Regions from separate parts of the Homo sapiens genome. Here region 1 is linked to region 2. A link is a loop called in an ENCODE intact Hi-C map of the cell type or tissue named here. Cell type or tissue: natural killer cell. All regions are shown on one strand. Region 1 overlaps SLC24A1 (solute carrier family 24 member 1). Region 2 overlaps LOC105370866 (a long non-coding RNA gene).

What was found. A loop is a pair of places that touch in the nucleus more often than their neighbours do. Peaks named below come from ENCODE experiments on the same cell type or tissue, not always from the same donor. Only the 100,000 strongest peaks of a DNase experiment are listed, where the experiment ranks them.
Region 1: it touches region 2 in a loop (23-fold over the local background); 65 of 110 quality-filtered maps call a loop at or near these places.

What each region holds. Positions count from the first base shown.
Region 1 is chr15:65,637,763-65,640,262 of GRCh38, reverse strand. SLC24A1 (solute carrier family 24 member 1) reads right to left here. Exons shown (of 10, transcript NM_004727.3): 3 at 2,082-2,135; 4 at 560-668. Among named protein-coding and RNA genes, the nearest start is that of SLC24A1, 17 kb to the right of the region's middle. In natural killer cell, a CTCF peak has its summit at 1,486 (motif pointing left); a DNase peak (open chromatin) is centred at 1,472.
Region 2 is chr15:65,856,026-65,858,525 of GRCh38, reverse strand. The region is part of intron 2 of LOC105370866 (a long non-coding RNA gene); the gene reads right to left. Among named protein-coding and RNA genes, the nearest start is that of TRQ-CTG1-4, 12 kb to the left of the region's middle. RefSeq lists enhancers at 299-378, 439-528 and a silencer at 1,410-1,499. In natural killer cell, CTCF peaks have their summits at 1,293 and 1,494 (motif pointing right); DNase peaks (open chromatin) are centred at 615 and 1,475; H3K27ac peaks cover 590 bases.

The DNA.
Region 1 (2,500 bases), 220 kb after region 2:
CCTTTGGGATTCCAGACTTGGGGAGGAGTTGGCAGGTTTCCTAGGACTCCAGAGTTGAATATAAAGCAAAAGGAAGTGCCACTAAGAACTTCTGGGCTTTGGGACCCTACAAGAGGCGTCCCCAGAAGCAGCCCAGGCCAGTCAGCCTGGGCTGAGCTGCTTGGCTAGACACTCTCCATGGAACACTGGGGCTGACTCCTGGGCAGTGGGCTTTGCAGGGCAGCCCCATCCCAAATCTGTGCAGAGCACATGGTACTCACAGCCTAACTGCAGGTTAATGCCTTCATTTTACAGGGAGGGACAGAGGCAGGGAAGTGGGATGTGGATACCCAAGGACCTTAGCCTCCATGTTCTTTGTTGCCCTCTCTTGGTGAGTCCCCTGTCTTGGTCTCTACCCTCTTTCCCAGACTGTCTGACTTTTACTACTTTCCTCTGCTTATTATCTCTTCCCACTCCCTCCTCACTGCCTCTAGGATTTTCAGGTCCCAGTTCTTCTCCAGCTGCAGGAGGGAAGGAGTGGATGGGGCAAACCACAAAGGTCTGGAGAGGCCTTGCTTACCTTCCCTCAGGGGGTCCAGGCTGTGGAGCATGAGCTGGTAGATGGTGCTGCGGATGGTGCTGTTGTGCAGAGAGGTCGAGCTGCTCCCTCGGGTCAGCAAGGACGGGAGCTGAGCAAGAGGAGAGCCGCACAGTGGGCCCCTGTCCAAGCCAGGGGAGGAACCACACGAGGGCATCACTAACCTTGCCTCTTTCCCATAAAGATCAGGGAGAAAGCACAGATGCCTTATCCTGACCTCCCCTCTTCCTCCACCTCCAACCAGAAGAGTTACACTACTTTCTTTCTCAGCCTCCCCTCAGCTCTTCCAGGACTATTTTGTTTTAGGTACTGAATAATTTCCCAACGTCTCCACAGGGAGCAACCTGGTGTATTAGGAATATCACGTTATGAAGGGTTTGCACATCCCTGCAAGTACACCCTCAGAAACACTCCCTCACCCACACACCACACAGACAGACCCACTGCACATGGCTACAGCCCTTTACAGTCCACAAAGAGCATTATCACGTTTTATCATTGCCCCACTCCCAGAGACAAGCAAAGCTATGATCCCCATCTATGGAAAGGGAAAGGAAAACTCAAAGAAGCTAGGTGCCTAAGCCAAGGTCATGCAGGAAGTAAATGAAAGAGTCAGACTGGTACCCAGGTCTTCTGTGGTCTTCTGATTCCCAGTTTTCAGTTTTGTTTTGGTTTTTTTTCTGCCCATGTGCTCAGAGACCCTCACAGGTACACACATACACACACATCTATACTGTACAGACACAGATGTGACACTTATTCATAGTGACACATATAGAAATATCATCTGATTTACAATGGAACATCCAAAGACAACGCTTCCACACTTGCGGAGTCCTCCCTCCCTTCTCTTCTTCCTCCCTCCTTTCTTCCCCCTCATCCCTCTGATCTGAACTCTTCTGCCATCTAGTGGTTGTGGTGACACTACTTCACCACAAGTCAGAGATTTTCTTTGGATGGGGGAGGTTCTTTAGGTTCAAGTTCGGAACTCCTTTCAAAGTTCCCCATAATTCTTTCCAGATACTTCATAGACTATAAACAGCTAAGACACAGTTTTTCAGAAACCTCAGACTCCTGTCCTCTCCAGTTCCCCTGCTATCTTTCTCTTAGTTCTGGGGCATTCCAAAGCCATAGGTAATCTGGCTTTTATATCAATCATACAATGTTGGGCTGTACATTAGGACTTGAATTCATCTAGTTCAAACAGTCATTTTACAGATGCAGAATCTGAAGCTCAAGGTCACACAGCAAGCTAATGGCAGAGAGGACTGTAACATTCCAGACTTAGCTCCCAAACTAGCACCTCCTCAAAGGCCATCTAGAGGTGAGAGTTCTCAGAAAAAGAGCCCTCTCCTCCCTTGCCTCACCCTGGCAGCGCTCCCAGGAGTTTCCTAGGCCTGAGCACAGCCAGGGTCCCCAGCACAGGGCCACAATACCCTGGGCCTGTGATCATCCACTGAGACCCTGCAGTGTCCCCACTGGGCAGACTCCATACGGCACCCACCTTCAGCTTCTTGTTATCCTGTAGCTCATCCACCGCAATGGCCCCATCGCCCGGCTGCAAACAGGGAGAGGAGTCACGAGATGTTGTGGCGAGACCCTCACTTTCTCCCTACATCCCTTTCTCCACGGAAGTCCTCAGGTTGAAATACAGAAACACACTCCGAGATAACCTGGTCTCAGAAAATGTTTCAACATGTTCCATCCCTCCAGTCTGACCTTCTATAATCTGGCTTCAGCCTGCAATGCAGTACCCCCAGTCGAATCTGTCCACTCACCATAGTCCAGTGGCACCAACTGTCTTTGGGTTTCTGAAATGTGCCATCCTCTTCACCCACCTCAAAACCCTCATCACAGGGCCCCTCGCCCCCTGTCCGTAATGCTCTTTCCCTCCTCAGGCTTCTGGTCTCCACTTAAGTGTCA
Region 2 (2,500 bases):
ATAAGAGTTCAGAGCAGTAGAGAGGTGGGTAGTGACTTGCAGTTCAAAATAGAGTAGTCAAGGCAGCCTCACTAGAAGGTACATTTGAGCAAAGATTTAAAGGAGGTGAGGGAATGAATCACACCGATTATCTAGGGGAAAAATACGCAGGCAGGTGGAATAGCTAATGTGAAGACCCTAAGGCAGAAGCTTGTCTAGCAAGTGCGTGGTCTGTAAACGGACCAGGGAGGTGGATTAGAGCAGGTACTATAAATAAAAGCAGAAGTAGGAGATGGGTCAGAGAAGTAAAGAAGCCAGATCTTGAAGGGCCTCATGGGCCACTGTAAGGCTTGTACTCTGAGTAAACTGGTGAAACATGAGAAGGTTTTGAGCAGAGGAGTGACATGATCTGACCTACATTTTAAAAGGAAAAATCTGGCTGCTCTGTTGAAAACATTGTAGGAGGAGAAGGATGGAAGCAGGGAGACCAGTTGGGAGGTTGTTATAAGAATCCAAGCAAGAAATCAATGCAACAGCTTCAAATGCAGACTAATATTCACTAGTGTATTTTGTAGACGTCATTGATTGTAGGATACATCCTGATTTCAGAGATGTTAAAATATGCAGTGTGAATTGCATTATGCAGTGTGAATTGCAATATGCAGGGCTAAATCAGTGACTCAAATACCACAAGTGTTGGTTGTTGAAGACATGATTTTCTGAAACAGTGAACAACTTTTGGTAAAGTTCCAAATGTAGCTAAATACTATTTTCTGTCAATTTACTCATTAGCCTCATATCTGGATATTCTGTTTATATTAAAACCATGCAAAAATAGTTTATATTTATATATAAAATGGAATGAGAGGCTAGGCTCAAATTATTACACACAAGTTTTTAAAAATCTACATTAATGTCGAGCAGGGCATTAAAAGTTGTGCGGAATGTGGGAAAATTCTGTAATGTATTTACCCATACATTATCAGAAATCTAATGCCCCTGGCCCACATTCTGTAAATGACCAATTATTGTGACAGCCAAAATTTCTCCCCAAGGCTAGGTGCAGTGCTCACGCCTACAATTCCAGCACTTTGGGAGGCCGAGGCGGGCGGATCACTGGAGGTCAGGAGTTCGAGACTAGCCTGGCCAACATGGTGAAACCCCGTCTCCACTAAAAATACAAAAACTAGCTAGGCATGGTGTTGCGTGCCTGTCATCCCAGCTACTCGGGGGACGAGGCAGAGGTTGCATTGAGCCAAGATGGCGCCACTGCACTCCAGCATGGGTGACAAGAGTGAAACTCTGTCTCAAAAAAAAAAAAAAAAGTTTCTTCCCAAATTTCCAAAGAGAGCCCTAGAATGTGATGCCAGCAGAGTGCATGATCCAGAAACATACTATTATGGTCCAACCAGAGAGAAGCCTGGGTGGGCTGCATGATGGGTGAAGGGAGACACCCAGCACCTTAGTGACACCTGTAGCCTCGCCTCAATGTGCTGCAACTCTCCCACCACCAGGGGGAGCTAGCCTTAGGATGAGGCTTTTATTATACCTTTTTAGGCAATGTAATTTTCTTTAAAAATGTGATAAAATACACATAAAACGTACCATCTCAACCATTTTTACGTTGTACAGTGTACATTCACATTGTTATGCAACAAATATACCCAGAACTATTTTCTTTCTTTCTTTTTTTTTTTTTTTGTTTGAGACTGAGTCTTGCTTTCTTGCCCAGGCTGGAGTGCAGTGGCACGATCTTGGCTCACTGCAAACTTCACCTCCCCGGTTCCAGCGATTCTCCTGCCTCAGCCCCCCGAGTAGCTGGGACTACAGGCACCCGCCACCACCCCCAGCTAATTTTTGTATTTTTAGTAGAGATGGGGTTTCACCATGTTGCCTAGACTGGTCTCGAACTACTGACCTCAAGTGATCCTCCTGCCTCAGCCTCCCAAAGTGCTGTGATTACAGGCATAAGCCACCTCGCTCGGCCCCAGAACTCTCTTCATCTTGCAAAACTGAAACTCTATACCCATTATGCAATGCCCTGGCAGCCACCATTCTACTTTCTGTCTCTATGAGTTTGATTACCCTAGGTATCTCATCTAAGGGGAATCATAGGGTATTTACACTTTTATGTCTAACTTATTTCACTCAATATAATGTCTTTAAGAGGCTTTTACCGCCAGGCATGGTGGCTCACTCCTGTAATCCCAGCAACTTTGGGAGGCCGAGGTGGATGGATCACCTGACGCAGGAGTTCGAGACCAGCCTGACCAACACGGAGAAACCCCATCTCTACTAAAAATACAAAATTAGCTGAGCGTGGTGGCACATGCCTGTAATCCCAGCTACTCAGGAGGCTGAGGCAGAATTGTTTGAACTCAGGAGGCGGAGGTTGCGGTGAGCCAAGATCGCACCATTGCACACCAGCCTGGGCAACAAGAGGGAAACTCCGTCTCAAAAAAAAAAAAAAAAAAAAAAAAAAAAAAAAAAGAGGCTTTTACCTTGAAGGCAAAGGGCAAGA